4 separate regions of the Mus musculus genome follow, and all the other regions are linked to region 1. The links are chromatin loops, found by intact Hi-C in ENCODE. Cell type or tissue: left cerebral cortex. All regions are shown on one strand.

Evidence for each region. Hi-C counts contacts between places; a loop is a spot of excess contacts. Peaks named below come from ENCODE experiments on the same cell type or tissue, not always from the same donor. Only the 100,000 strongest peaks of a DNase experiment are listed, where the experiment ranks them.
Region 2: a loop joins it to region 1, with 4 times the contacts of the local background. A loop is called at or near these places in 2 of 42 quality-filtered maps.
Region 3: a loop joins it to region 1, with 4 times the contacts of the local background. A loop is called at or near these places in 2 of 42 quality-filtered maps.
Region 4: it touches region 1 in a loop (2.1-fold over the local background); 3 of 42 quality-filtered maps call a loop at or near these places.

The regions. Positions count from the first base shown.
Region 1 is chr1:87,679,000-87,686,999 of GRCm38, forward strand. Inpp5d (inositol polyphosphate-5-phosphatase D) reads left to right here. Exons shown (of 27, transcript NM_010566.3): 7 at 2,490-2,570; 8 at 2,688-2,759; 9 at 4,744-4,867. Among named protein-coding and RNA genes, the nearest start is that of Gm33470, 42 kb to the right of the region's middle. In left cerebral cortex, a CTCF peak has its summit at 3,678 (motif pointing right); DNase peaks (open chromatin) are centred at 258, 2,118, 6,002, 6,781 and 1 more place; H3K27ac peaks cover 5,737 bases.
Region 2 is chr1:87,727,855-87,735,854 of GRCm38, forward strand. Gm33517 (predicted gene, 33517) reads right to left here. Exons shown (of 4, transcript NR_157047.1): 4 at 714-1,883. Among named protein-coding and RNA genes, the nearest start is that of Gm33470, 7.0 kb to the left of the region's middle. In left cerebral cortex, no CTCF peak of the experiment used is centred here; DNase peaks (open chromatin) are centred at 2,173, 4,873, 5,563 and 6,478; H3K27ac peaks cover 2,949 bases.
Region 3 is chr1:87,531,486-87,539,485 of GRCm38, forward strand. It overlaps a transcript of Ngef not described here. Among named protein-coding and RNA genes, the nearest start is that of Gm46099, 16 kb to the right of the region's middle. In left cerebral cortex, no CTCF peak of the experiment used is centred here; DNase peaks (open chromatin) are centred at 1,594, 2,818, 4,422, 5,679 and 1 more place; H3K27ac peaks cover 710 bases.
Region 4 is chr1:87,504,399-87,512,398 of GRCm38, forward strand. It overlaps Ngef (neuronal guanine nucleotide exchange factor), which reads right to left and starts at 5,964. Exons shown (of 13, transcript NM_019867.2): 1 at 5,695-5,964; 2 at 4,847-4,989. The coding sequence starts at 5,801. In left cerebral cortex, CTCF peaks have their summits at 3,569 and 6,609; DNase peaks (open chromatin) are centred at 568, 1,336, 3,656, 4,065 and 4 more places; H3K4me3 peaks cover 5,444 bases; H3K27ac peaks cover 6,689 bases.

The DNA.
Region 1 (8,000 bases):
CAAGGGTCCTGGGCACATGAGCTTGCTTAGTGCCAGAAAAGTCAGAGGAGGAGAGGGCAGACAGAGACCCTCGTCTCCACCTCCTTTGACTGACTAATGGGGCTGGATATAATCTGTTTTACAAAAGGACAGCTTTTCAGAGCTGTTTCTATCTAAGGTTGCTCTGAATAGCCATCTCGAAATATGCCAGAGAAGAATATTTAGAGGCGGCCTATTTTGGTCTCCCACAAAGATTTCACAGGGAAAATGTATTTGTGTTCTATTTATACAACTAAAAATATGCATCAGCCCGGGGAAACTGGCTCTTTGCTGCCTTTGAAGTGAAGGATGGGTTAATTTCTAAGAAAGTAAAAGCAAATGTAGTGCAGGCACCACGGATGCTGCCAGACACCAGCGTTTAAGTGGCTTGAATGGAAGAGCACACCCCAAGTATTTGAAGTAGGTGAGGAGAGAGACCAGGTCTCCAGAGTTGGGCCTGCAGTGGCCAGGGTAAGTCCAAGGGGCAGTATGACGCAGAACAGAGTGGCAACCTCTACCAGTAGTAGAATTCAGGTCTCATTCCTAACCTCCCATAAAGCAGAGAATATTGCACTCTCTTTCTCTCTCTCTCTCTCTCTCTCTCTCTCTCTCTCTCTCTCTCTCTCTCTCTAACTCACAGAGATCCTCCTGCCTCTGCTTCCTCATTGCTGGAAATAAAAGCATGTGCCACCACATGCAGCTCTCCTTGTTTGGAGAGAGAAAGGCAGACAGACAGACAGACAGACAGACAGACAGAGTATAATGTGTGCAGATGTCCACAGAACTCCGAAGAGGGTGTTGGACCCCCAGAAACCGGAGTTCTAGGCAGTTGTAAGCTGTCCAGTGGGTGTTGCGAACTGAACTCAAGTCCTCTGGAAAACTGGAAAGTACTCTTAACCACTAAGCTATCTGTTAGTCCCCCAAGAATGTCTTATCTTGATAGGCCTTCAGATCTCACAGTCCAGGGGGCTGACCTGCTACAAGGGGTAGAGGAAAGAAAACTGGCTCCAGGCCTGAGTTCAGAGTGACATCTCCAGAGTTCTTCCTTCCCTTGCCGTGTAGTAATTTCCTACCCTACACGAGGAGAAAAGGAACAGATATGTCCAGTATGCCTGGCATCTTGAAAGGGCACTGACTCTTGCCGCTGTAGAGCCCCTTTCCTTGGGGAGTGCAGAGAAGTGCTGCTAGAGAGGTTCAAAAGAAACACAACAGTCAAAATAGTTGCTGGCCAAGGGAGGGCATGTGCCCTGTATCGGGCCTGCAAAGCCCTTTCAACAGTGTAGCCAAGGCCATGTTTGACAGTACAAGCCTGTAAGCCCATGCATAAGCAAGGGCTGGGATAAAGGGCTACTGTTCAAGTTAGTTATATACACATCAAGTTTGTTCATCTTACATCCTTAGGTAAGGGTGGGTAGCTTGTTAGCTCCACCTCTCCAGCAGGAAAGCATGTCCACGGTAAGGTAGATACTGTAGAGTTTAGCTTTGTTTTGACCTTTCTTTCTTCGTTGCTTGGGATTGTACTTGGGACCTTCACTCATGCAGCCCATGTTTCAGCCTTGCATAAATCTATAAATATATGGTTGGAGTCAGGTCCAGCATATGTGGGTACCAGTCCCAGTCTGGTATAGCAATTTATTAGCTATTTGTCTTTAGACAAGTAACTATAGGGTTCTGAGCTGTAATGGCCACCAAACAGGTCCTTTAAGTATCTTTATTGGCCAAACACCAGGGTTAAAACACTGAACACAGTATGGTGGTTTCAACTGTCATGGAGTCCACATTCTAGCAGGGGAATTTTACACACAACTCACAAATGATACAGACCACAGCAGGGTGATTTGACAGAGACAACGAAGGGCTTGCCTGAGCTGCAGTAGTCCGGGAGCAGCTCTTGATGGGATCTGAGATCTAGATGGCAGAGCGCCCTTCCTAGATGAAATCCAAGCCTCTGGTTACTCCTCAGCAAGAGTAGCTGGAGGAAGACCAGAAGTGAGGAGGAAAAGGCTCAGAGTGGAGCATCTAAGCCTGCAGCACCTCCAGAGACAGGCTTTGGAGCTTGCCTGTGGTTCAGCCTACTGTGGGAAGAGACCAGTGAGGGTTTTAAGCTGTGGGGATGGGTATATTTTGGAAGGCGAACAAGAACACCAGCAGCTCAGGCAATGTAGGAGGGCGGGAAGGTGATGGATGATCGAGGACGGCCCCAGAGATTTTAAGGACTGTGTAGGTGGGGTGAGAAGCACTGTGGGTGAGGTGGAGTTAGAGGGAAGAAGTGAAGATCTATTTTTTTGGCCATGAGGAATTTGGGGTGCACACACACACATACATACACACCCCATCATGTCCTTGTCTACAGACGGGGTGATAATGGTACTGGAAGGTAGAAGGTGGAAAGAGGACCAGCAAGGAAGGTATCCAGTGCCCACCCCACAGCTCACCCTCAGACAGACCTTGTTCTCATTTTCATTACCCAGGTGCCCGGAGAGGCCAGTCCCATCACCATGGTTGCCAAACTCAGCCAATTGACAAGTCTGCTGTCTTCCATTGAAGATAAGGTACTCACAGGTGTCCTGTAGCACCTCCTGATTTCTCTGCAGTCCCCTATTTGCACTGAGTGTCCAAGTCCCAGGTTCTGCATTCCTATGACTCGCTGACATTCCTGCTGTCCACAGGTCAAGTCCTTGCTGCACGAGGGCTCAGAATCTACCAACAGGCGTTCCCTTATCCCTCCGGTCACCTTTGAGGTGAGTGATTCTGGAGCAGTATTTGGCCGTCGGTTCCTGTGAAGAGAGTGCTTTTGATTTAGGCTGTGAGGAGCGAGGAACTCAATGGCAGAGAATAGTAGTCAGGCCAGCCACCTCGCTGGGGCAGTGGGTAAACACTAAAATCGCTGCCTAAATGCACCAGTGAAGTACCCCTCATGGGAGGCTGCAACGAAAGAGCTCCCCATTGGTCCAAGATGGTATGAACCTCCTTAAAATAGGAAGGAGAAGTGACATCAAACTGAGGGCCACACGTTGCCTATAAAATGGTGTCTGGTACAGGAACAGTGGGAGAAAACAATTATTTTTGTTTTGGGGGTTTGGTTTTTTTGTTTTGTTTTGTTTTGTTTTTTTGTTTTTTTTTTTTGAGACAGGGTTTCTCTGTGTAGCCCTGGCTGTCCTGGAACTCACTTTGTAGACCAGGCTGGCCTCAGACTCAGAAATCCACCTGTCTCTGTCTCCCAAGTGCTGGGATTAAAGGCGTGCGCCACCACCACCCAGCTTTTTAGTTTTTTGTTTCTTGTTTTTTGGGGGAGAAAACAATTCTTATGATTTCCTTAAAAATGACTGGCTTAAGTGGAGACCTAGAAAGGTGGTTCTTTCTCTTTCTTTTTCTTTCTTTCTTCCTTTCTTTCTTTCTTCCTTCCTTCCTTCCTTTTTTTTTTTTTTTTTTTGTTTTTCGAGACAGGGTTTCTCTGTATAGCTCTGGCTGTCCTGGAACTCACTTTGTAGACCAGGCTGGCCTCGAACTCAGAAATCCGCCTGCCTCTGCCTCCCAAGTGCTGGGATTAAAGGCGTGCGCCACCACGCCCAGCTCCTTCTTTCTTTTTTTAAAGGTTTATTTATTATTATACATAAGTACACTGTAGTTGACTTCAGATGAACCAGAAGAGGGCGCCAGATCTCATTACAGATGGTTGTGAGCCACCATGTGGTTGCTGGGATTTGAACTCAGGACCTCTGGAAGAGCAGTCAGTGGCTCTTACCCACTGAGCCATCTCGCCAGCCCAGGTGTATTTTTCTTAATGGACCCCCATGATTCTTGTACTTCCAGCTCAACTTGGTCCTGCCTTTATGAGACACCCCACTGCCCACCCCAAAGCCCTCTTCATCCCTGAGAGGAGTCTCACAAAAAACAGATTTCCATTTCTTCTTACCACCTTGGTTTTTTAAATTTCACATTTATCTATCATCTGTCTGTCTGTCTGTCTGTCTGTCTGTGTGTCTGTCTGTCTATCGTGTGTGTGCTGAGTGAGTGAGTGAGTGAGAGAGAGAGAGAGAATATGAAGGAAAAGGACAGCTTGCAAGAGTGGATCTCTCCTACCGTGTGGGTCCCAAGAGATTGACTCCAGATTGCCATGCTTGGTGGCAGATTCCTTTTCCCACAAAACCATCTTGCCTGACTTCTCTACTGCTCCTGGCTTTAGGGGGGCTTTTTTGTTTGTTTTTATTTTTGTTTTCATGAGATAGGACCCCCAAATAGCCTCCTTGAGTCTACCTAAACCTTCCACCACACCCAGCTTAGCTTTTCATTTTCTAAACATGTCTGCGTAGGAATCGTCTTCCTAATTATTACCAGTCGATGTTCAATTAGCGGTTGTAACAAGGCCCCAGAGTGTGAATCTATTGCTAAGATTCTTTCCGGAAGTAGATGACACATCAGATTAATAAGTGTTGTCAAACTCATCAGTGAATGAACCATTTCCCAACAGTTCATCTGTTTCCTCCACCAAATCTGTTGGTGGAGCAGCTGGGTTACACATGGGCGAGCTGGGCTCAGCCGCGGTGCCAGCCATTTTTCCAGCATGCTATGGAATATAGGGGTGTTATCAGGCCAGGGTGGGAAAAGCCTGGGAATAGCGAGCCAGATAGCCTCACCCGGGACATTGACCATCCCAGCCATGTAGATAAATCAGAGTTGACATCACCAAAGCCAGCCACTGACTGCATGTCTTATGCTCTGAAGGTGAAGTCAGAGTCCCTGGGCATTCCTCAGAAAATGCATCTCAAAGTGGACGTTGAGTCTGGGAAACTGATCGTTAAGAAGTCCAAGGATGGTTCTGAGGACAAGTTCTACAGCCACAAAAAAAGTAAGCCACCCACCCCAACCCTGCAACACACACCCCATGTTCTGGTTCCTGTGTGAGAGCTCTTATGAATGACCAGTGACTAGATGTCAACAGCGACTGTCTTAGTTACTTTTCTATTGCTATGACAAAACACCATGACCAAGACCACTTACAAAATAAAGTGTTTGATGTGGGACTCACAGCTCCAGGGGGTTAGAGCCCATGACCATCACAATGGGGAGCATGGTACCAGGCAGGGGAGTGTGGCGTTGGATCAGTAGCTGAGAAACTACGTCTTGGTTCACAAGCATAAAGCAGAGAGGGCAAACTAGAAATGCCGTCAGCTTCTGAAATCACAAAGCCCCGCCCCCAGTGCCACATCTCCCCCAACAAGGCCACACCTCCCAATCCTTCCTAAACAGTTCCAGCAGTTGGAAACCAAACATTCAAATATATGTGTCTATGGGAGCCATTCTCATTCAAACCACCTCAGTGATTGTCAGCAAAAGCCAGTCCCACCCCCTTTGCAGGGTAGTCCCTGTCCATGGGTGCTCCCCAAGCCGCTCCCTGCCTATGGAAGTCTTTTCCTGATACAAGGGCACTCCTTAGGGGCCTCCCCTGCATACTTAGCCGCCAGCCCTGAAAATGAGATTATAAATTTGTCACAACTGCCCCATAGCAGTCCTGTGTACACACGGTGATTTCATGTGTCTGTGTGACTGTCCTCTTCCCTGCAAGCATGCAGTTACCTCACTGTGCCGGGACAGGCCCTGTACTCACGGTATTGTTGGCAGAGCTGCTGGGTTACCACCCATAGCAAATCACTAACCCTGTGGAGCTGAAGTATATGAAGCCTGCGTCTAAATGGTCCAAACTCTCACTGCCGCTCTGTCACTTGGCAGCTGGGGGACCTTGACCCGTCTCTCTGAACCTCAGTTTCCAGTTCTCAGGGATGAGAAAGATTGAGTGAACAACATGAGGGACAGCCCAACACCCAGCTTCCTTTCCACCAGCTCTCCTCATGGACACCGTTGAGCCACTGCAGCTCTTCTGTCTGTTGTACTGTCCAGTATTTGTACACACAGCAGGAAAGTTCCCCATGACAGCTGGCGGAGAAGCTGCTGTGGGCAGAGCAGCATCCAGAGAAGCAAGCCACCCATATGGTCCCTGCCCACATGCAATTTGTATTCTGGTGCATTGAGGGTGAATAATTCTCAGCTAAATCTACCAATACAGTGGCTTCAGCTACTCGGAAGCTTTGAAGAAATCAGGACAGCATGATAGGTAAAGATCCTTTGGGAAGAGAGAATGGACAGAGGAGGCTAGCCCTTTTAAGCAATGAGCTTGTGAGCTGAGATCTCAAAAAAGCTACTGGTTGGACAGGTGCCTGAGGGAAGAGTCTCCCAGCGAGTGCATAAGGTGGAGTGACAGGATCTTAAAGAACAGAAATAGATGTGGGGACAGTGTAGAATGGAATAGGAGGGCAATGGGAATGTTGAATGACCTAACCTCCTGAAGAGGACTTTGGAAAAACTCCCAAGCAAGAAGTTTTAGGCTAGACCTTGGCGCTGTTGAATTATGGATGCAGGTGGTTCTGAGGGTAGCCCTGGGTGAATGCTCATCTCCATATGGGGTTGGACAAGCCCACCTTCAAATTCAGGTTCTACCTCCTGCCAGCTGTGTAACCTAGCCTCTCTGCGCCTCCAGTCTCCATCTGTAAAATGGGGATGAAGACAACAGATGTCAGGTGGAGATTGCATGCTTATGAGAGCAACTTGCACATCTCCTCACTCCTCTAAGTTGAGTGAGAGAATGCCCAGGCAGGGGCTAGAAAGGGGACCTGTTGATCCTACACCTCAGCACTGGGGAAGAAAAGGGCTCTTTTTTTCCCTCTTGCATTTTGAGTTCGTGGCAGAAGCCAGGACAGATTACCAAAAGAAAGGAGAATGGATTGATCACATGTAAGTCTCGTGACGTGGAAGCCCTTACAGGGAAAGCAGGACCAGGAGGATGGCTAAGCAGAGTGCTGTAGCCAGATTTCCAAAAGGTGGGAAGCTAGAAAGTGATAGCAGAGAGGGGCTGGGGGCTAAGTTTAGGGCAATGGGAAGAGCTTGGCCAGGCCCGTAAGCTCAGACTCCTCTCAGTCTTGTTTGTCCTTGGCAATAAATGCCTTCCCTTCGGGTACAGAGAGCATACTTGTCACATGAGGGTTTTATCTCCAGCTTAGAGGAAGACCAGAAAATCCTTTCTCCCTCCTCATCCTTCTTGTCAGGGTGCTATATTTTGGGGTACTGGGTCCTCAGCTCCATCAGTAAATAGCACAGGAGGTATTAGAAGTCAAGAACTGAGTTTCCCAGCTCAGTCACTGTGACTTGGTTTGGTGCCCATTCTGGTCCTTGGTTGCATGTTGCTACAAGGCTTAAAAGAATGAATATCAAAATGTGTGATGCCTGGCGTGGAGAGAGTGTTTGGTGCAATTGGCCACTGGCGGAGGAGTGTCATTGGTACAATTATCCTTCCATGTTTCTGTGAGGACAGAATGGAATGGGGGTGGAAGGTAAAGAGAGGAAGTAGGAAAGACAGCCTCTGGACTCTGGAGTAGCAAGCTGTAGGGAAATTACAGAGCTGAGCTTACATCATCAGGACAGGGCTCTCTCTGCCTTACTGTGTCTAGTTGGGGAGTGATTGATGGTTTGAGCGGGAAGGCTATGCCAGAAGCCGTTGGCTTAGAATAGTGCATACTGCTTGTACAGGGCAAATAAGTCCAGAGATTCATTGCAGCAGGGCCACTGGTGACAGCTACTTAGAGCAAACTGAACTCCCGAGAAGCTCTGAGAGCTAGGGTTTGGTGCTAGCTGGGTGCTCTGGCTACTGGGATGGCTGTGTGATGCACTGCCCGTGCTACATAGATTTACCCATTCCACTGCGTGCCCATGCTTCAGAGCCTCCTGTGTGCCATGGTGTTTATGTACAGCTTTCTCTGTCAAATTAAAATAAATTAATAATAAAGGAACAATGTTGAGAGGGGAGAGAGAGAGAGAGAGGATGTGGATAGATATTTTGGGGTTTTTTTTCTGTTGGTTGTTTTGTTTCAAGACAGAGGCTCATGTTTCCTATGCTAGGGTTGAATTCGCTCTGCAGCTAAGGTGAGTCT
Region 2 (8,000 bases), 49 kb after region 1:
GGGTGAAGGATGAGGAGAGTCGTGGGTGGAGCTAGATAACTGTGGTGGTGATGCCTCACTGGCAGCTGGACTCCATGGGGAGTTTTCTAGGATTTATCTGTGAGGTGTTTCCAGAGGGGTGGCTTAGCAGAAGAGGAAAATCCTGAATACGGACAGCAGGCAGCAGCACCCCTTGGGCTGAATGAAAAACCAGGGAAGGAAGAGAGCTCCTTCTCCCTGCTTCCTGACTGTAGATGCAATGTCACCAGTCCCCTCATGCTTCGGCCACTACACCTCCCCAACATGGTGGACAGTAGCCTGCAAGCAGTCCAGTCACAGCCACAGAAAAAGAAACTTAAGTTTATTTGTCTCACCATGAGTAGGACTGTGCTATATGTTTTTGTCTCTGGGGAAACCACTTAGAGGTGGGGGGGGGGGGGAGTCGTGAGCTGGTGACAGAGCTCAGTGGTACAGTATTCACTTGCATATGGGTTCAATGGTAAGACACAGGGCTCTTGGGACGCTATGCTTCTTGTACTGGTTTCCAGTTCTACATTCGTATTTCTTCCCTGACTCTGGTCTTCTGATCCTTTCCTGCCCCGAGCCAGACCCTGTCCATTTCCTTCAGTCCCAAATGCCACCAAGAGAAGGTCACACCGGGAAGCAGACTTCACTGAGAGTCTTGGGCAATGAGTGGTTGCTACATCCCAAACTACAGAGCCAACGGCATACAAGTATGCTTTTCCATCTTTGTTATGAAGGTTCAGCTGTTTAGTTAGCTGGCCACCAGAAGTGTCTCTCTGATCTTTCTCCACCCTCCCACCCTGCCCTGTGTATCCAATGCCCATTCTGGGGTTGTCACAACAGCTAAGGTCCTGTTCTGTTACAAGAAGACAGCATTCTCTCTGAAAACTTCCACATCCAGCTTTTAAACCTATCTCCACCCCCACTCCCACATATAGATATACCATACCATACCATACCATACTATACTATACTATACTATACTATACTATTAAGCTATCTCCTGGTTGTGTTTGGTATTAAACAGAGCAAAATAGCTCAGATCTGAACCTGCAACACCCACTTATCAAGGCTTTGAACCCAGTGAAGCCTTAGTGCCATCAATCCACCCATATCTGTGATTTATTCTTGCTAACATCTACTACTTGGGTACCATTTGTCATTGCAAGTGGCTTCTTTGTTTCACTCAAAATATAAATGTATTAAGTACCTACTAGGTTCAACGTACAAAACACAGGGTCAAAATATTACAGTCTGAACTCTCCCCATGGGGGATCTATTGTCTTCGAATCCTCTCCCTGGTTCTCATATACATGGGGTCACCTGCAGGCCAGTTTTGAAGACAGGAGTCTGGCTGTACAGCCTCTGTTGCAGTCATCTGGTGCTGGTAACAAACTGCCCATGGCTTGGCAGTTTTTCATAACAATGCATTTGCTCACCCCATTCAGCTTCACTCTTCTCTTGGAGAGTGGGGCTGCAGACACCTGGATGGTCATTCATTTACAAATTTCCAAAGTCTCATGAGATGGTGGTGGTGGTGGTGGTGATGTCTGCCAGCTGAGAGCTCAGGTAGGCTGGGCTGTAGCTACATCTAGGAGTAGTTTTCCCATTGAAATTGCTTGCTTTCTCACTATGTAGTTGCAGGGAAAGGGAAGAGGGAGAGGGAGGAAGAGGAAGAAGAAGAGGGAGGGGGAGGGGGAGAGGAGAGAGGAAGAGAGAGGAGGAGAGAGGGAGGCAGGCAGAGTTGAAGACCCAGCCATGGACGTTAAAGCACTTGAAGACCACAGGGCACAAAGCCTTCACTCTTCTTGGGATTGATGGGTGTGGTATGTGTTACCCAATTAGTTGGAGCCCAGGATGATCTACAGCAATGGAAGAAACTGAATCCAAGAGGAAAGAGAAAAAAAAGGTATTGGTTAAAGATATGTTGGCTTCTTCTCTTCTATCCTCTTACCTCTCTCTGGTTCTTCCCGTTGTTCATCCTCCAGCAGAATTGAGAGGCTTGGGGGAGCCTGCTTAGTGAGAGGCCCTCGGGAGCTAGCCTGCAACCCAGAGCACATTGAGAAGGCAGGGAATTCAGGGAGGGTGGGCGGAGAACAAGCACATCCCATTACTAACATGAGTAAGAGCGTTTTGATGGCAACTCTCATACTATACGTATATTAGGAGTGTGGGAAGGGGGTACGGGGAACAAGTGTCCAAACAGTTTAAGAAAATAGACAGTGCCAACAATTGGCATGGCAGTCATTTAATTACACCAGCTAACGAAGTAGAATTTCTGGCATGCCTTACCCCAGAGTCATTTAGATTTGGCTTAGAAAGCAGAATGGTTTTTATAACAGATTTTTTCTAATTATGTTTTGCTTCTGTTAATATGAAGATTTTACTCCTCAAGTAAATACCACCTGATCACAAAGCAGCAGGGCCCAGGAGTACACGGAGCGCCAGGTGGGAGCCAGGCTGGGGGTTTCACAGTTTGCTGCCGTGCAAAGGTTTGTGTTCGTTCTGTGGGGGCAGCTCTCTCTAGCTCATCTGTAAAGCATGAGGGCAAGCTATGAGGATCTTCTGGGCTTCCTCTGAATTCCTCAAAAGAATGACATGCAGCCGGGTGTGGTCATACCTGGCGAGAGTCCCAACTGCTGGGAGGCTGGGGCAGAAGGATGCAAACTCAAAGTCTGCCCAGGCTACAGAGGAAGTTCAAAGAGAACTGGATAGTTCAGCGAGACCCTGCCTCAAAAATAAAAAGTGTCTAAAGGGGGTTGGAGGTGTGGCTGAGTGGTAGAACTCTCACCTGTGCATGAGGCTCTGAGTTCAAGAAAAGGCCAGTCTGACTTGGCTTTACATACAATTACCTGAGGTACCTATATAAATGCAGGTTCCTAGGCCCTGCCAGGATGATTGACAGGTAGTTGATTCTCTCGGTCTAGGTGGTGCCTGGGAAGCTGAATTTCAGCAGCTATTCTAGATTTTCTAGGATACCTGGTCATGCCATTTCATGTGTTAAAAAAATAAATAAATAAGTAAAATTTAAAAAGGCCTCTCAAAGGATTAGATGCATGATCCATACTTGAGATAAAGCAGGCTAGCAAACAGGCTAGGTAAGAAAATGAAAGCCAGCCCTGGCCCTGACCCCACCACGGCCTTCATGAAGCATGCTTCCCGCTCTGACGGTCATTTCTTTCTTTCTTTCTTTCTTTCTTTCTTTCTTTCTTTCTTTCTTTCTTTCTTTCTTTCTTTCTTTCTTTCTTTCCTTCTTTCTTTTCTTTTCTTTTCTTTTCTTTTCTTTTCTTTTCTTTCTTTCTTTTTCAGTTTCTCCAAAATTTTATTTTAATTTAAATTACAGGGCCAGCCAGATATTCTGATAAGAAATTCACTTTTCCTCAGGAAAAAGGAAACACTTCCATGTCATTAACAATTGTATACATTTCCCATTTTTTTTAAGGGTTAAAAAAAATCACATTAAGTAACTGCCTTAAGTAAAATTAACCCTTTATAACACCAAAGAAACCACACCCAGGATAATTGTTCTGGTAATAGGAACCTAGAAAGTGATCACACTTTAAATGCAACCTTTCAATCTTGAATGTTTTCACATTGTTCTGTTTAAAAACAATCCAGAAAATCAGTCTGGCGGCTCCTCAGAAAATTGAACATAGTACTACCAGAGGATCCCGCAATACCTCTCCTGGGCATATACCCAGAAGATGTCCCAACCGGTAAGAAGAACACATGCTCCACTATGTTCATAGCAGCCTTGTTTATAATAGCCAGAAGCTGGAAAGAACCCAGATGCCCCTCAACAGAGGAATGGATACAGAAAATGTGGTATATTTACACAATGGAATACTACTCAGCTATTAAAAAAATGAATTTATGAAATTCCTAGGCAAATGGATGGACCTGGAGGGTATCATCCTGAGTGAAGTAACCCAATCACAAAGGAACTCGCACAATATGTACTCACTGATAAGTGGATATTAGCCCAGAAACTTAGGATACCCAAGATATAAGATACAACTTGCCAAACGCATGAAATTCAAGAAGAACGAAGACCAAAGTGTGGACACTTTACCCTTTCTTAGAAATGGGAACAAAACACCCATGGAAGGAGTTACAGAGACAAAATTTGGAGCTGTGACGAAAGGATGGACCATCTAGTGATTGCCATATGCAGGGATCCATCCCATAATCAGCTTCCAAATGCTGACACCATTGCATACACTAGCAAGATTTTGCTGAAAGGACCCAGATATAGCTCTCTCTTGTGAGACTATGCCGGGGCCTAGCAAACACAGAGGTGGATGATCACAGTCAGCTATTGGATGGGTCACACGGCCCCCAATGGAGGAGCTAGAGAAATTACCCAAGGAGCTAAAGAGAACTGCAACCCTATAGGTGGAACAACAATATGAACTAACCAGTACCCCGGAGCTCTTGACTCTAGCTGCATATGTATCAAAAGATGGCCTAGTCGGCCATCAGTGGAAAGAGAGGCCCATTGGACTTGCAAACTTTATATGCCCCAGTACAGGGGAACGCCAGGGCCAAAAAGGGGGAGTGGGTGGGTAGGGGATTGGGGGGGTGGGTATGGGGGACCTTTAGGATAGCATTGAAAATGTAAACAAGGAAAATACCTAATAAAAAAAAAAGAAAAAAGAAAAAAGAAAAAAAAAGAAAAAAAAAAAAAGAAAAACAATCCAGAAAGCCTTCTCAGCCCTCAGCTTCCAATGTGTGAGTGACAGTTCCCTGACACACTGCATCCCATCTTCCACAGCAAGACTCTAGCACCACTCTCTGTGTTAGCCCAAGTGGAAGCTGTTCTGGTGAGCTGTTCTGAGGAGGGTGATAAATCAATACATCTCAGAATCCTGTGTGAGAAGACTGGAGGGAATAATCCCCAAGTTAGAATACCTCAGTACTAGAGAGTGGCTCTCAACCTGCCCAGGAGGTTCTAGAAATTCTGTGATTCCTGCTTTCTTAGGGTCAGCCCCTGGGAGCACTAGCCTTATTTGATGGCAACTCTCATACTATGCGTCCTATGATTCTGTGTTTCAGAGTTCAGAGTGTGCATCAGACTGTGTGTGAGTGTGTGTGTGTGTTTGTGTGTGTATGCACAATCACATATGTGTCCACCTGGGGAGGTGAGAGACCAACTTTAAATATCTTCTTTCTCTAATCTCAATCCACCAAATATGTTGAGACAGGGTCTCTGACTGCATCTGAACCTCACTGTTGGCTCCTGTTAGATTCAGCAGTCACCGAGTGTATACATGGTGTCTACCCTCTCACTCCCAGCACTGGCATTCACAGCCCCAGCTCTTATATGAGTTCCACAGATCCTAACTTAGGCTCTCATGCTTGTATTATAAGAACTTTTTGCACTGAACTGTCTCCCTAGCCCAAAGCGCAGACCCATTAGGCTCCTCAGTCTCCTATTTCCACTCACACCATTAGCATTCATCCCACAGCAGATGGACAGCAGGTTTTGCACCCGCTCTCCCTTGCTGTTGGCACTGCACCATTCAACAATATGGTGTTAACAAAAAATATTAAAACTAGCTGTCTTACATTCTTGGTTCTTGCTCATAATGTTGCATAATGAAAAGGAAAATCTTTCCCACAGTCCCAGTGGCGCAGAAACATTTAGAGATGACTCTAAATATAGCCTCCCAGATGACAGAGAGGTTGTTTTATGTCATTCTGTGATTTCTTTTTCACAGCGTGTTCTATGTGCCGGAATTAAAAAAAAAAATAAAGAAATCAGAATGCTAAATTTAAAGGCACCTTTGCTCTTTGCTGGTTGCAAAAACACATTTTGTTGCCATTTAATTTGCTGTGCATCTTGGCATCAGACTCTAAGCAACAACAAAACAAAAAACAGAAAGCAGTGCCCCCCGAGCATGCCAGATCCTATCCTCCATTGTCTCTGCTAACCTGTTAGCTATTGACTTCCAGCAATAGAAAGCTCAGTAGAAAGAATTGCAACCATTCCCTCTATTGGACTTAGGTATATGGGGATCCATTATTTTATATAAAGTAATTACTAATCCCGGGTGCCATACACTAAGCTCCCAAATATCGTCAGAATACTGATTTAGTTAAGGAGAGTAAATTGTAACTGAAAGCTGTTCCAGATAGGCTATTTAAAATACCTCTAACCTGGGTACAAAATCTGTAGTAACCTATTAGTAGCTATAAAACGTCAGCCCTATGTCAGAGACAGTTATAATGTGCTCAGAGCTTCTGCGTATGGATCAGGAAGGGACAGGACTCAATCCATAGGAAGTAACTTTGGTTATTTCTCAGGGAAGCAGCTTTGGTGAGATGCAAATAGATAGCTTCCCTTAACTGAAAAGAGAAAGTTCAGTCAGAGAAAAGGAATTCATTTCCAACCTCTTTCTTGTTTGTGGTGAAGTAGGTGGTTCATCTGGGATCTGACATGTCCCTTAGCTAGAAGAACTCAGGAGCTGCTCTGGCTGCTGAATTGGGTGGGTTCCAGAGTGATTCAGGCCCAAATGTCTGCTAAGAGTTGAATGGATATGAGTGCTTCTGCATGGGCGTGCTTATTTCTTACAGAGGTGTATTCAAGACGCCAAGATTTCCTAAAGATTTCCCAGATGTTGGTTTAGGACATAGCAGGCAAGTTCTGGCCTCGGGGCTGAAAATTCAATCCTTGAGATTTCTTTTTTAATTAAAATTTTATTTTTATTTTATGTACATTAGTGTCTTGCCTGCATGTATATCTATGAGGGTGTTGGGTTCCCTGGAACTGGAGCTACAGACAGTTATAAGCTGCCATACAAGTGCTGGGAATTGAACCTGGGTCTTCCGGAAGAGCAGCTAAGGCTCTTAACTGCTAAGCCATCTCTCCAGCCCCGGTCCTGGATTGTTAATATTGCCAGCCTGACAGACTCTAAAATCACCCAAGGGGACAAGCCTCTGGGTAGACCTGTGAAGAATTACCTAGGTAGCTTAGCCTCTGGGCTTCCTTGTGAGGCATTGTTTGAATTCAGTTAACTGAGGTGGGAAGACCCACCCTAAGTGTGGTTGATCCATTCCCTGGACTGAGATCCTGGATAGCCCAGAAAGGAGAAAGCTAGCTGAGCACCAGCATTTATGTCACCCTTCGTATTGATTATGGATGCAACGTGACCAGTCACCCAACATCCTGTCACTACTACTCCACTCTATAGTGGACTTAAGCTGTGACCCAAAAGACACTTCTTTCCTTGATTTGCTTTGGCTGGAATATTTTATCGAAACAGTAAGAAATAACTAATGTAGTCTTCAGTGTGCATTGATGTGAGGGAGATCACCCTGGAGCTGGCTGGGTGTTAGGCAGATCTCCACTCTGCAGAATCACACATAGGGCCCCAAAAAAGGTTTGTGGAGGTCAAAGTCTTTCTTCTGAAAGCCCATTCTCCTCCCCACCTTGCACTGGAACAATAAATATGGACACTAATTTCTATAGATGTTGGCAAAGATGACCAGACAGGGCCTTTTGCATGCTAGACAAGTGCTCTGCCACTGAACTATAGCAGCAATCAGACTGCATTTTTTAAAAAACACAAGGTCTTATGTAGTCAAGGCTGGCCATGAACTCTCGGAATAGCCAAGAATTACATTAAACTTCTGATCCTAGTGCTAGGGTAATAGATGCATGTCACTATGCCCAGTTTAGAGAGTCAAACCCAGGACCTTGTGCATGCTGTGCAAGCAGTCTACCAACTGAAGCTACATCCATAGCCCATGGATTTTTTCTTTCTCTTTAAAATTACATTTATTTTTTTGTCTGTTTGTGTGTACACATACACATGCTTGCATGTGCATACAAGTGTTACAACATTCGTGTGGAGATCAGAGAACAGCTGTGGGAGTCCATTCTCCCCTTCCAATTTCTTCCACTGTGTGGGATCACACTCAGGTTTCAGGCTTAGTGGCAAATGCATTTACCCAGTGAGCCATCTTACCAGTAACTTGAAAGGCATAACACCTTC
Region 3 (8,000 bases), 150 kb before region 1:
TAGCTGCATATGTATCAAAAGATGGCCTAGTCAGCCATCACTGCAAAGAGAGGCCCATTGGACACGCAAACTTTATATACCCCAGTACAGGGTAACGCCAGGGCCAAAAAGGGGGAGTGGGTGGGTAGGGGAGTGGGGGTGGGTGGGTATGGGGGACTTTTGGTATAGCATTGGAAATGTAAATGAGCTAAATACCTAATAAAAAATGGAAAAAAAAGATGTAGGATTGAATTCCCCATATCCCTGAAACCCACGAGGGCAATCGGGCCAGGACTGGAGAGAAGACTCCAGTTTTGGTTCTGCATTTGCTCCAAGGTACATGAGGTTTCCTTCATGTGTCTGTGTGGTCGTTAGCATTGATTGCCGTCTTGACAGAACCTACAATCACCTGGTAGACAACCCTCTGGTCATGTCCGTGAGGCATTATCTAGATTTGGTTACTTGGACTAGGAAGAGCCTCCCCTGTGGGCAGAACCATTCCTTAGGCTGAAGTCTTGGACTAAACAAACAAACCAACCTAGAAAGTGAGTTGAGCCCACACACTATGTCTACAACATGACTGCAGACACAGTATGAGCTGTCTCAAGCTCCTGCCGCCATGCTTTTCCCATGGACCGTATCCCCTCTACTGCGGCCGAAGGAAACAGCTCCTTAAGCTGCTTTTGTCTGGTACTTGGACACAGCAATAGGGAACGCCACTTTGCTCACATTGAGATCTTGTGTTTTCTATGACTGTTTGGAGGCTTTGCACTTGGAGCAGGATGCCTTGTTGAGCCCAGCACCTTTCTCACTGTTAAAGGGACAGATTTGTTACTGTGGCTTCTTAGCCCATCTCCGGGAGCCCTTAGCTGTCCTGAATCTCAATCTGTAGATCAGGCTGGCCTCAGACTCACAGAGATCCACCTGCCTTTGCCTCCTGAATGCTGGGATTAAAGGCAAGTGACACCACTGACCAGCCTGCTTTTGGCCTCTGAGTCGCTATGCAGTCTGGGACGACCTTGAGCTCTTGCTCCCTCTCCTGCCTCTGGAGTGCTGGGGTTACAGGGTTGCTCTAGCCCGCCCACTTTATGCAGTATTTACCATGGAGCTTCCGCCCAGCCTGTGTAAGTATTACTACATGGCAAAGGGGATGAGTGAGGCCATGGACTGTGCCTTCCAGGACTTTCCATTAGAGTTGTTGCAGTTCTCAGCCCCTGTCTGTTCCCCTACCACACCTGGCTGCAGGTACAGATGGCCAGAGAGACTCATTCACCTCTAGGGTCACACTTGAGAGAGGTACGTGACCTTTTAAAGCCCACATCTCTAAGGCCTTGTGGGGAAGGGCAAGCATGTCTCTTCAACATCAGGAAGAGGGGGGAAAAAGATTAGAAATTCTGCAAAGAAGACGCAGCTGTCAAAAGTATATGAAATTAGCATCTCAAGCTGTGGAATGTAAGTCACAGACTGTGTAAAAATAGACGTTCATAGGTGAAACCACCCTCCCTTCAGTCTCCACAGCTGAGGGTCTGGAATCTTCTGATGCTTTGCTGGAGGGTCACAGAAAGGGGCAGCCTGTGTGGGGAGCTCAGCTGCTTCCCATGTGGACACGGAGAAGGCTGGTTTGTATGTCCCTTGCTAAATAAATGGTCACTGTCACGTCAGTTGGCAGTAGAAATGTGAGCTATAAGGCATAGGCTAGCAAGTCCTTTGTGCTGGATATTTATGTCAACTTGATATAAGCTAAAGTCATCTAGAGGAGAGAACCTCAATTAAGAAACTGCCTCCATAAGATCTGGCTGTAGGCGAGACTGTAGGGCATTTTCTTAGTGATTTATGGGGAAGGGCCCAAGCTATTGTGGGTGGTGCCAACCCTGGGATGGTGGTTATGGGCTCCATGGGAAAGCAGACATTACGGAATCCATGACCTGGGCAGCTTCTCTGAAAAATTGCACCATTTGTTTTTCTTTTTTAAGTTTTGTTTTTTGTTTTCCAAATAAGCTTTAGAATGTGGCATGTAGCTTAGTGCCCTGAGCACCCACCAGTTCTAGTCCAGAATGACTAATAATCAAATAAACAACAATTTAAAAAGCTTTCAATATGAACCTAATTAAAAAAAAAAAACCTCAAACTTTTTACTATGGAGATGTTTCAATCACACTCAAGTAGACAGAGAACTATGAGGAACGTCTCAAACATGTACCCCAGGCCCCAACAGCCCTCCCTGCTCAAGGCCTGTGTTTTATCTCCGCTCCTCCCACTGCTCCCTCAGCCTGCATTATTTTGGAGCAAATGTTGGACATCATTTTGTCCCATCTGAAATATTCCAGGGTGTCTCTCCAAAAGATGCAAAGACTTACACATGGCTGGGAAAAAAAAATAACTGCCATATCATGAGAGAGTCCGAGGAAATAAACAACCATTTCTTAGCATCTTGAAATATTTGACCCGTGTCCAAAATTGCTTGTCTTTTAAAACTTGATACCCCACTCCTACTCCCTACAGTCTTCCTAGTCACCCACCTCTGGTCCACAGTGTACTGACTGGAAAAGGAATCTTTTTAAAAAAGTGGCTACATTGCTACAGTTAGTTACTACTACTTCTTAAGTCTCTGGGCTTGTTTACACTTTTGTTGTGTTTTATTTTAAGAAACTTTGTTACTGTAAGGCTCTCTTGTAGCAACAACTGGAGCAAGCACTGATGAACAAGCTGCCCCCAGAGTAACTGTTTGTGCCATTTGTGTGTTTCCATGGAAACAGTTTCCAATATGGAACCTGGTCCTTGTCCAGCTTCAGAACTTCAGACTCACAGTACCACACTGGAGTCTTTAGTGGTGCTAGAGAATTCATGGCAGTGGTTGTGTTTGAGATGGATCAGTAGATGTTAGTCACGGAACTTGACTCCACCTAGTCAAGTTACATAAGCAGTAAACCATGGCTGGGAGCTGGCAGGAACGAGGAGGAGAGGAGCCTTTGGTGGTGTAGCTGCCTGAATCTTGCATGGGGCACTCCGGCAATGTAGTTTTGTGAGTTGTTTGCCCATGCTGGGATAGGATTTTCTGTGATGTTCCTACCTGATGCTCTTGTGTTCTTGCAAATAACTCCTGACCCATGCTCCTGTAAGTAACCCCAGGAGACCCATTGGATCACCGCACTGGACCTGGCAGAATCATTGCTTTGATCTACCTTTGACCTCTGTTTCTACGGTTAATAGAAATACACTCGCTGGGAAAAGTCACACAACACCGATTCTAATAATGATGTGTTACAGTTAGCTCAGCAAATGAAGCACCATTCCAGTGTCTCTCTGTAAGGAGCAGTGTTCTGCCCTGACTGTGCTTCCTTCTGATCACCTCGCCCAGCATCACTGTAACTCAGTACATGGAATCGTGCTCCGTAATTGTCTGAGCTGCAGACAATTCTAGAACCTTGTGGGTAGGTACTGATCATAAAGCGATGCATGCCTCTTATCAGCAACCCTACCCCCAAGTTTTCAGAGACTAAAGGCCTGTGGTTCTTGCAGCCATTCTGAAGACCCTAGCCAACTAGTCCTCTAACCTGCAGCCAGCAGTCCCTGCTGTCCCTACCTCAATCTGTAGCTTTTTACTTCATGCATTTAGTATTCTTCATCCTTTAGTATTCTCTCGTGCGAGATCCAGACCCTAACAGATAACAATAGATACACCAAGGGTTGCCTGGTTCTCCCTGACTTTTTTGTTTCTTTCAAGATTTATTTCAATGCCTGTGTATTGGTGTGAATATATATATGTGGGTGTGTGTGTGTATTATATATATATAAGTATATTATATACATATAAGTTATAAATATATATCATACGTGTGTGGTTGGTTACCTGATGATGCAAGAACATCTCTTAACGACCAAGCCATCTCTTTAGCCCCTATCCTTGGGTCTTGTAGACCCAGGTCCTACTGATGACATGGGGATGGCCCATTAATCCTCTCCCCTGTTCCTTTACCTAACCAGCATAGAGGTAGATACCTGACCCAAAGGTGGACAACCAATTTCTCTCCCTTCGAAGGTCAAGGTGAAAGGTTAACTTGGCAAGGGCTGCCATTTAGGTTATGGGCAAATGGAGAAGAATTCCCAGTTGTACAAAGAGAATGAGGAGAACAGAGCAGTTCACAAGAGAAGCAAGAGGGAAGGGCCCCAGAGAAACTGACTGGGTGTTTCTGGTTCCTGATGCTGCTCCAGTTCCTGTGAAGATAGGCTTCGTTTCTTAGACTTAGATTCTTTGGGATTTTTCTATAATTAATTGTTGAGTGAGTCTGAATAGGTTTCTGATTTGTGGCAGGGAATGAACAAAGATGTCTATCAGAGCTATATCGATTCAACATTATTGCTGTTGAGGATTTACTTGACTGTGCTATATGTCAGGAGAAACAAGAGCTTCAAAGAGTCCCGAAAAACAAGAGAAAGGAGACAGAGGGTAAGATTCAGAGCATAGAAAACCCAAAGTGACTGTACCGGCTGGCTCTGTGTCAACTTGACACAAGCTAGAGTCATTAAGAGAAAGAGCCTCTGTTGAGGAAATCCCTCCATGAGATCCAGCTGTAGGGCAAATTCTCAACTATCGATCAATTGATCAATTGATCAGTCGGTAGGTAGGGGAGGACCCAGACCATTGTGAGTGGAGCCATCCCTGGGCTGGTGGCTCTGGGTTCTATAGGAAAGCAGACTGAGCAAGCCAGGGGAAGCAAGCCAGTAAGTAGCACCACTCCATGGCCTCTGCATCAGCTCCTGCCTCCAGGTTCCTGCCCCATCTTCCTTTGGTGATGACAGCCATGTGGAAATATAGGCTAAACAGACCCTCTCCTCTCCAACTTGCTTTTAGGTCATGGTGTTTTGTCACAGCAATAGCAACCCTAACTAAGACAGTGACATAAAAAAAAATAGAATAAGCAAATTTGTCACTATCATGGAATACCAGGTGAACGTGTAAGAGTTCACCACTTCTCCCCAACTGACAAGATAACTATCTTTGTGCACTACCAATGTGTTTTGTTCATCAATAAATACTTTAAAAGCAGACATAGAAAAAACTAGTGTGTAAAATAAGATTTTTTTAAAAGCAAGAAATTTAATTAAAATATGTATAAATCCAGGCTGGGGAGATGGCTCCGGGATAAAACACCTTCCAGGAAAGCTCCAGGACCTGAGTTGAGGTCCCTAGAGTCCATGTAAAGCTAGACACAGTTGTGCACATCTGTGATCCCAGTGTTTCCATGGAGAGGTGGGAGGCAGAGACAGGAGAATCCTTGCAAGCTTGCTGTAAGCCATCACTGTAAGCCAGTGAGCAGGCCAACTAGCACAGCTTACATAGAAAAAGAGACTCTGCTCTAACACGGTAGAAAGTGAGGACACCCCAGGTGATCTTCTGATCACCACAGGAACACCGTAGTACACACACCTATAGTCACACACATGAACACACATAAACTCCAGAACACACATGCATATATGAATAACACATACGAGAATTAAAAATCTGTATAAAACGCATCCTAGACCTACACATCATCACTGGCTTAGTTTTTAAAGCATCTGAACAGAGGGGATGCAGCCAACTAAATAAGTTGGGATTTATTCATGGACTGAACAATTGAAGCAGCCAAGGATCCCCAGATTCATCTGTAAGGGTAAAGCAATTTCAACCGCATATTTTTGAGAGTAGCAATTGACATCCTGATTCTAAAATTTATATGGGAACACAAAACTTAAAATAGTCAGGCCTGTCTTTAAAAAGAATGATGTAGGAGGGCTCACACTACTAGATTTTAAGCACAAAGCTACAGAATTGAAGACAGTGTGGTTCTGGCACAAGGTAGTCAACAAGACCAATGAGAAGTCTAGAGATAAACCCACCCATATGCACATAGTGTGGAGCTTTTTTAAAAAAAAATCAACAAATTGGCCACAGTGGCTCATGCTTGCAACCCCAGCATTGAGGAGACTGAAGCAGGAATGTCATGAATTCAAGGTCAAGCTAGACTATGTAGTGAATTCAAGGCCAGCATGGTTACATAGTGAGACCAATGTTTCAAAAAAAAAAAAAAAGTGAAAGAAAGAAAAAAAGAAAAGAAAAGAAAGGAAGATAAATAAATAAATAAATAAACAAATAAATAAATAAATAAAAGACAAGGCACAGATATTACTCACTGACAGGAGCTGAAGGCCGTTCATATAAATGGCGCTAAGGCAGCTGGGTGGCCATATGGACTGAGAGACAGAGAGGCAGAACTTGAGGTATGAATGTCTATGGAAGTTAGGTATTTGATGAGTAGCAAACACAACAGTGAGCCTTAAGAGAACACCATTGATAAGTTAATGTCAGCAAAATTAAAAATCTATGCTCACTAGAATGCAGGAAATTATGATACATGGGTAGAAATATTTGCAGTGTACATCTTGGGACAGGAACGTTCTGATTTATTTTGGATTTTTTGAGCCAGGTCTTGCTCTGTAGCCCAGACTGTCTTGGACCTCGCCATGTAGGCTTAAGTGGCCCTGAATCCACCCTGATCCTCTTGTCTCTGTGTCCTGAGTCCTGGAATTACAGACACGAGCACCATGCTTGGCTTGGCCATGGTTTTTGGGTTTGTTTTTGTTGTTGTTGTTGTTGTTGTTGTTTTGGGTTGTTTTTTTTTGACATATAAAGAACTACAAATGTAAAAATAAATACACAAGCAATGGGCAAATGACCTGAATGGCCACCACCCAATAGAAAGTCAGTGGAGAACCAGGAAATGCATGGAAATGACACTCAACCTCATAGTCAGCACAGAGATACAAATTAGAGCGGTGCCGAGAAACCGAGATGCTTTAGAGTGAAAGCCAGTGCGTAGAGGGAGAGAATCGGATTTGGCATGGAACAACTCCTTTCCCAACGGCCTTTGCAAAAGGTCGTTGCAATGTGGTTTTAGCCAATGAGATGCAAGTAGTGTCAGCTGGTCAGCCTCCAAGGAATCCACTTAGACAGAGAGTTAACATCAACCACTCATCCCTCCCGTTTTCCCTCCTGAACTGTAGCTGTGATGTCATGGAGCTCTGGCAGTCATCTTAAAAGATGACAGAGTGGGATGCTAGAAAGAACCTCGGTCCCTGAAGGCACGAAGGAACTTCTGACATGATCTTCAGGCTGCTTTTACATAGGAACCACATAGGTACCCACTGTGAAAAAGGAACTGTGATTAAGAAAACCTGCCCATGAGATCTGACTGCAGGCAAGCCTGCAGGGCATTAGTCAGTGATCAATGAGGGAGGACACAGCCTGTTGTGAATGGTGCCCGTCCCTGGGCTGGTGGTCCTGAGTTCTGTAAGAAATCAGGGTGAGCAAGCCGGTAAACAGCATCCCTCCATGGCCTCTGATCAGCTCCTGCTTCCAGGTTCCTGCCCTGCTTGAGTTCCTGTCCTGACTTCCTTTGATGATGAAGAGTGATCTGGAACCATAAGCTGGATAAACCCTTTCCTCCCCAACTTGCTTTTGGTCATGGTGTTTCATCACACCAATAGAAACTCTGCCTAAGACAAGTAGCAAAATTAAATTCTAACTGATAGGCGAAAACACTGAAGTCCCATTACACTACAGCACACAGTATAGCTGGCTGTTCCATCCATGTGTAGAAAACTATTTAGAACACAGGGGTTTGTGATAAATGAATAGACAAGAAAAGATCAAATAGGAAGATCTGTCTTATGGAGGGAAAACAAGCATAAAGTGCACAGGAAAAAGAGCCACCACATGTGCACATGTGCACATGTGCAATTTATTAAAATCTCTCTAGGGTAGTGGCACCATAACTTCCTTTTCCACTCCTCGGTGAATATTACATCTCCAAATTCCTATATTGTGGGAGAATAGATAGTTTTTACAAAAGGAAATTGTGGCTTGAAAAAACACAAGCCATTAAGTCACTGTTAGACAAGTAAGACAAGCAGCTGTAAGCATAGCTCGGGCTACCGTGTTCATCTAGCACCCAGCAGCCCTGGGTTTGTTCCCCAGC
Region 4 (8,000 bases), 170 kb before region 1:
GGGGCCATGGCAGTTCCCAGGACTACAAGGGCATCAATTAAGTGGGGGCAGGGCAGAGCCAAGGCCCTAACTCATGGCATGGTTACAGGGTAGAAGACAAGCCCTGGCAGCTGGCTGGTGCTGGATCAATATTCAAGTAACCAGCTTAGAAAGTGGTCTGAAGGCACCATTGGTAGAAGCAAGGAACAGAAGGCTGGGGTGACAAAGAGATGTAAGTTTACTTGGGGTGGCAGGGGAGCCCCAATAGGCAGCTGGACACACTGGCATGGAGCTTTACCCAGGCATAAGGTTAAGTGGGATCCTTGCAAAGTTCTCCCTGTGGAGGCAGCATGGACATGGGGCACCATTCGTTCTCTGCGCAGCTTGGAAGTATGCAAACAGCAGAAAGGGGGGAAAGAGAAACTGATCACCGTGGGAATCCTGACAGCGGCTGGAGAAATTGCAGTCACTGGCGGGAGCCTCACAAATCCATCCCGCTGATTACATCATTTGCTTCCGGCACTCGGTGACTCTGTGACTGTACATCATGAAGCCTTTACAGCAAGGCAGGACAGCCCCAACTTCAGGGGATTCAGATCCGGTGTTTTTAATAGTTGTACTAGTTACAGAATGCAACATGTAGTTCACTGGCCGAAGGGATGCTAATGAGCATTAGAGTCGGAGCCAAACTCCACCCATAGCTGATGCGCTCCAAGGATAGTCCAATGTCAACACAGAAACCAGTTCAACATACACACATGCATGTCTGTGTATGTTGGAGTACACATGTGTGTGCATGTGTGTGTGCTTGCATGTGGAGGGCATGTGTCACTCTTCAGGTCCTGGACACCTTGGGTTTTTTTCTTTTTTTTCTTTTTTTCTTTTCAGACAAGATTCCATATTGGCTTAGGGCTCACCAAATAGGTTAGGCTAGCCGGCCAGTGAACCCCAGGGATACTCTTGTATCTGGATTACAGACATGTGCTGCCATGCCTAACTTTCAGTGGATTCTAGAGGTTAAACCCAAGTCCTCACTCTTGTGTGACCAGCATTTTGCCCCCTCCTTGGCCCTCCAAGCTAATTATCATCCAGTCGTCGTTCTGACGATATTTGCTGGAGCTTCCTCACGGTAACTTAGCAGAGTGGGTACTTAGTCATGGTTGAACACCTTTTAAAAATCACCATTTCCAAGCTTCCTGGAAGTGTCTAACTTAGCATGTTTTAAAGGCTCAGAAAGACACATGGCATAGCCAGCAAACTGCAGGCAAATACTACCCAAGACTTCTTGGTGGCACATGTGCTGGAAGGAGACAAAAATACCAGCACTGTGGGTAGCTGTGTTGGAAATGGTATTTCTGAAAGTGCTGCACAGTGGACGCCGCCTCTTCCCTGTCCCTTCCCACCCCTGCCTTCCACTGGGGAGGAGAGGGCTGGGCTGGACACTGTGTGCTCAGGGAAGTAGGTGGGGTCCGATGGAGGCTCTCACCAGTGGTGGTGGGCTCAGTACCTGCATTCGGTGCCATTGAGGGACAGAGGTCTGAATGCTCCCCCTCCCATCCCCAATCCCTATGAGGGGATCTAAAGCCCATGTGACAGTATTAGGAGGGAAGGCCTTTGGGGAATTGGGTTTCTTGGATGAGATTCATCAGAGGCTGGAGGGCTCTTCATTGTTCTGCCTGCCATGTGGGACTCCTTCATGATCCATGAAGCAGAGAGAGCGGCTCTCACTAGACACAGATCCACTGGGATTATTGGCTGGCAGCAGATCTCTGAGGGGAACCATCTAACTGTTTATACATTACCAGTGTTAAGATTGGGGTGTAGCATTTCCCCCTAAAGGCTCATGTGCTCTTTGGGTTGGTCTCCATGCCAAATGGTGGAGAGGGGCCTCAGAGAAGGTAATTAACAAACACAGGCCTCTCCTCTTGAACATTCCATCAGAGCTTTAGATCAAGAAGAGATTGTTCTAAAATCAACTGTCTGGCCCTAGACCTCTCTAGCTTCCCTCTCATGGTGTCGTCGCCTTTGATACCATTTCCTGTGTGTGGCATGGACCTCACTAGAGCTAACAGAAATGGATGGTCTGCTCTTACACCTAAAAATGTCCAGTAAATAACCTCTTTTCTATATAAAGTTCTTAGCCTCAGGTATTTTGTCACAATACATAATATACCAAGATATCCAATGCAAGGTATGGATTAATATACCAGCCAAGGAGACAGAAAGAGAGGATAAGGCCGACCCAGAACAGATCTAAGGGTTTCTTTGAAAGAAAGAAAGAAAGAAAGAAAGAAAGAAAGAAAGAAAGAAAGAAAGAAAGAAAGAAAGAGAGAAAGAAAGAAGGGGCTGGAGAGATGGCTCAGTGATTAAGAGCACTGACTGCTCTTCCAGAGGTCCTGAGTTCAATTCCCAGCAACCACATGGGTGGCTCACAACCATCTGTAATGAGATCTGATGCTCTCTTCTGGTGTGTCTGAAGACAGCAAAAGTGTACTCACATACAAAAAAAAAAAATCTTAAAAAAAAAAAGAAAAGAGAAAAAAAAAAAAAAGGAATCTGTAGTTAGTTGAATAATAGTGACCCCCAGAGGCCCATCTATTTGAATGCTTGGTTACCAATTGGTCAACTACTGGAAAGGATTAGGAGGTGTGGCCTTTATTGGAGAAAGTGTGTCACTGGGGGTGGGTTCTGACATTTCAAAAGCCCATGCCAGGCTCAGTATCTCTCCCTGCCTGCCTGTGGATCAGGATGTAGCTCTCTGCTACTTCTTTGGCTCATGCCTGCCTACCTGCTGCCATGCTCCCCGCCATGACGATAATGGACTCACTTCTGAACCAGTAATGAAGCCCCAATTAAATGTTTTCTTTTCTAAGGGTTGCCATGGTCATTGTGTCTCTTCCCAGCCATAGAACACTAAGACAGTAGCTATCTCCAGTAGACACATGAAGGCAAACTATCCTTCCTGCTATTACAGACCTTGGCTTGAAGATGTGGTGCCCGGAACTACAACAGATACCTTGTAACACAAAAGCCAAAGAAGGAAGGGAATGAAGAAAATGTAGCTGGGTGACTGTGTAGGGAAAAGAACCAACTCTTGAACTTTCTACCTCTTGAGGATTAACCAGGATGGATCACTCTCATTGCAGAAGACCGGTTGTTTCTGCATACTGTTACTTCCAGCCAAATACTCAACAGTGGCCATGTTAGACCATTCAAAGGACACCAGCTATACTCCAGCTCCTGCCATCCTGGGGTTACCATGATGAAAACTGTCTAACCATTTTTTCATAATCTTTCATTTTTATTTGTCTTAAATTCTAATTTTCATATAAATAGATTTATCTTGTGCCACTACTGTCCTCAAGGTTCAAGGTCTCATGGTTGTTTCCTATGTGTGCCAACAGTAAGCACACCTTCCCGTGGATGTTAACGTTCCCAGTCTAAGCTCCTGCTTATGGGATATGAAGGCAGAGTAGAGAGGCTTTGTTCTCTTACTGAAATGATCCTTACTGGGTCGGCCTTGTTCTGTTAGAAGGGGAGTTCCCAGCTCCTCCAGCTAAAGCGCCCTCTACCCAGCCGTTCTGCATCTATCTTCCTAAAGAGAAAGCAGTTTCCTTTAAATCTTCCAAGCCTACTTGTAAAGGGCAAGCTACTCAGTTATTATTTAACAAGCAATTTCTACATGCCAAGCACCATGTTAGGTGCCAGAGACAACGACGACACACTTACACCCCCAGCATCCTCAGCCTGACTGCTAGAGAACCACAGAGACAGAAACCAGAGTGGGTTCAGTTTACCCTCAGGCAGCGATGGATCTCCCAGCCTCCAGCTCTCTCCTCCCAGGGCCAGGGTAGGAAGCTCCCAGCTCAAAAGAGTAGCCTCCTTAAGAAGTCTCCCTACAGTTGGGCCTGCTCCACTTCAATTCTGGAGACATTGTGTCCCTTACAGGGTTTGGCAGTGGGAGATAATCATTACGCGTCATATTTTTAAAATCTAAAATTTGTATTTAAAAGAATAGATTGCTGATGGCTTTGAGAACATCCCAGAATATTTTCAAAGCAGCTAGCATCGTTCCTGGATTAACAAGAACCGGTCACAGGTGGCCCTGGGGATAACAGGAGGAACAGTTTGATGTCAGGAGCAGTTTAGAAGTACAAATGCCTCAAACCTCCAACAGCTCACAGAACTTCCTCTCAGCTCTGGAGGAGCAGGACCCGCTAAGTGCCGTTCCCTAGGACCATCCTGGCAGCCTTTTGGAAGAGTCTTCTGGGTGGGGGGCAGGGGGCAGGAGGGGGGACGCAGAATGTACTCGGGCCTCTTTTGCTTCTACTCATGTGTTCAGGGCCAGCCTTGCTCTACCCAGAGCTTCCCAGTACAGCTTTAATTCCTTGGCTACCTTCCAGGTCCTCCTAGGACCTCCCTGTTGAGGTCAAGGAAGACTTCATTCTCTCTCTCCAGCTACTCCATTCTGGAAACAACGTTTTCTACAGGAAAGGGCTGGACCAAGAGTGTTCTCCAAGAGACATCAAGATCAATACCCACTGCTAAAGCCCAGCATAGAGTCTCAAGCTCATAACCCTGGAACTCAAGTTCTCAGGCAGGAGGTGAGGTCCAGGCTAGCCTGGGCTACTGAGTAAATTCCAGGCCAGCCAGGGTTGCAGTGTGAGACTCAGTCTCACAAACACACCACAATCCCAGCTAAATTAGCTCAGTGGTGCAGCACTAATAAAACTCGGCAGTTCTGCCTAGGAAACCATTAGAACTAGTCATGTCAAAAGCCGCATGCCAGTCAGCCCAGCAGCCAGGGTCCCCTGGAAGCCACCAGGCTCTCATGGTCCAAACGAGTCGCTGCCTGCCCTGGACCCACCTATTTGTTCAATGAGGTTTCTCCAGGAGTCGGCGGGAATGGGATGGATCATCTGCAGGGCCTCCGTGAGAGTGGTGGGGCTGTCGGTGAGGGCTGGGCACTCCTCGGGTGTGGTTCCATTTCCAGGGGTGGAGGATGACTCGCTGCAAGAGAAGGAGGAGAGCGACGGCTGTTTATTTTTAAGCAACGACACACCTTGGCTAGATCGCAAGAGGCGACTGTCGGTCAGCACAAGCGGCTGCTGCCTGGAGGGTACTGCCCCTAAGAGCTTCCAAGCCAAGGGGGGCCACAGTGGCCGCCACGTGTCCGGACCGGGCGAGCCCGACAAACCCTTTTTGTCACCATACCAGGGCGCGACGGGGTGATTCACTCCTACACCAGTCCGCCCAAACCTTCATGTTTTTCGAGCTCGCGGACAGGCGTCGGAAAGTTGGCGTACCCTAGCCGCTGCACAGCGCGGAAGGCCGCCCCAACGGGTCCTGCCAGCCCGCTGCCACCCCACTCCCTTAGCCGTCCCGTGCCCCCTGGCCCCACTCGAGGCTCTGTCCTCCAGTTCCAGAGACTGGGAGCGCAGAGAGGGGCGAAGGGCGGGACGCGCACACTCTGGGCGTCCAGGGACAAGGTGCAGGAGGCCATCCCACGCTGGGACTGGGTGCTAGTGACCTGGAACAGGACGCACGGCTCTCCCAGGGGGAAGGTCCGTCGGATTAGAGTTAGTGGGGGGCAGCAGGAGCCCGGGGGCCGAGGACCCGGATAGGCCGCAGGGGTCCGAGATCATCGCCTAGGGAGCGAGTGTGAGGGAGTACGTGGGGACATTGCGCGGGGGCCGGGATACAGCGGGTCCTCACCTGCCCGGCAGGTGTCCCGCCGCCGAGTCGCGCGTGTCGCTCTCCGAGGTGGAGCTGTCGTGGTCCACGGCGCAGGCGGCGCTGAAGGCTGCAGCCAGCAGCTCCATGGGGACCAGCGACCGGGTAGGCTCAGGGGCTGGTGGGGAGCCGCGCGGGGGGCCCAGGGCCCAGCCGGGGGCAATGCGCGGGCTCTGAGTGAGGTCGCAGCGCGCGCGGCTCAAGCCGGAGCTGCCGCCGCCGCTGCTGTAGAGCGCTCCCGCGGACGAGCGCGCGCCTGGAGGCTCCCGGGGTTGCCACGGCAACGGGGGAGGCGGGCGGGGCGCGCGCGGCGGGGGCGAGGCCGGCGGCGGCGAGGTGGGGGCGCTAGGGCCGGGTGCACCCGGACCAGGGGGCGGTGACTCCCCACATGGACCGGAGCCGCGCAGCGCCTGCCTCCCCCGCGGCCGCCGGGTGCCGGGAGACGCGGGGACAGAGGGAACAGAGCTGCCTCAGCCTATCTCCCCTCTTGCCAGTGGGTCGTTTTTCATAGCTCCGCCCCGGGTTTCTTGAAGGGGAGGGCGAGGCGACCCTCTGTCCCATCCCTTGCCCATTACAATTCAGTCTCCTAGATCATGCTTTGGGAATATATGCCCTCTACTCCCAGTTGGAGAGAAAACAGTTATTTCTCCTGCACTCTTGCTCTTGACTCTCAGGTGTGTGTGTGTGTGTGTGTGTGTGTGTGTGTGTGTGTGTGTGTGTGTGTGTGTGTGAAACCCCCCCACCACCACCACCACTGCAGACGTTTTTCCTGAGTGGGTCTTTCTGCTGGACCAAATCTTTCCCAGCGACCCCCAAACGCTGCCAGGAGGGAGTTAAGGAGAAGTTTCCAGAAACTGCAGTAGGATTTCCCTACCCACAAGTAGATCTGCACCCTACTGTTTGTTAGCTAGTACAGCGCTCAGATAAAACGAGAGGATAAGGAGAGAAATATCTCAAGTCAAGAGTAGTGTGGCCAGTTCTGTAGGTACCTGAGGGTGAGGGTGGGACACAGTGTTCCCCAGCATGGCCCCCTCCACACTCCACCTGTGGGCATTGGTTATAAGGAACCTGTTCCTGGGGGTTTGAGGCAGCTGTGTTTATTGGTTTTTCTGGTATATGAGTATTTTGCCTGCATGTATGTATGTGACCAATGTGTTTGACTGGTACCTTTCAAAATCAGAAAAGAGCGTTGGATCCCTGGAACCGGAATTATGGAATTATTGGAGTTACATGGTTGTGAGCCACCATGTGTGTGCTGGCAACTGAACCTGGGTTCTCTGCTAGAGCAACATGTGTTCTTAACACCTGAGTTGTTGCTCCAGCCTCAAGTGTTGCTTGTTCTTGGATGAGTAGGTGGGAGGCACAGCGGCTGGGACTCAAGAGAAACAGCGATGGCTTTGGGAAGGGAGGGTTGTTTTATTTGGAAGGGGCAATGGTTAGTTTAATTGCCATATGACACAGCCTAGCAAGCAACCACAGAAGAGAGTCTGAAGGAGGGCTTGTCTACATCAGTCATGTCTGTGGGGAATTGTCTTGACTAGGTTAATTGAGGTGGGAAAACCCAGTCTACCTTTGACTGTGCCATTCCCATAAACGGTGTTAGACAGAAAACCAAACCAAACCAAACCTGAGCTAAGTGGTGTAAGCATGCATATGCTCCTGTCTCTTTTCTTGATTGTGGATGTGTTGTGACTGGCTGCTTCAAGTCCCTGCCTTGACTTGAGCTAAAATAAACCCTTTCTCTCCTAAATTACTTTTGGTCTGGGTGTTCTGTCACAGCGACAGATAAGAAAGCAAAGCAGGAGGGATCTGTCATCCCCAGGTTGCAGGAGCTGACATAATCCCCCATCTCTCCCTGACTCAATGTGAGGAGAGGATTAGAGATGGCAGAGAGCCCTCTGAATCTGGACATTGAAACTCACCCGTGCTTTCCTGAGGCACAGTTCTCTCAAGGCCTTATGGGAGTTGAAATACAAGCCTCCCACCCCCTGGGTCTTTTTCCCAAGCCCTGCCTTTGTGATTCCTCCTGGGTGTGACTCCACTCAACGCCTTCCCTTTACAACTCTGGTCCATAGCCATCCTCATCACTACCATCCCGGGCTCTGCTCTGGCTGCCATGAGGACCTATCAGAGATGGGTAGTCTTCCGCACAACTGGAGCCTACCTTAGTACCGTCTGAGGTGTGGCTGGGTGAGCTCTGGTATGGCAGACTATTGATTTCTCATTGCCTTCTGCCAGAAAGGGAGGGAGGGTGTTCTTTAGGATTTTCTAATCTCATTTGTGAGGAA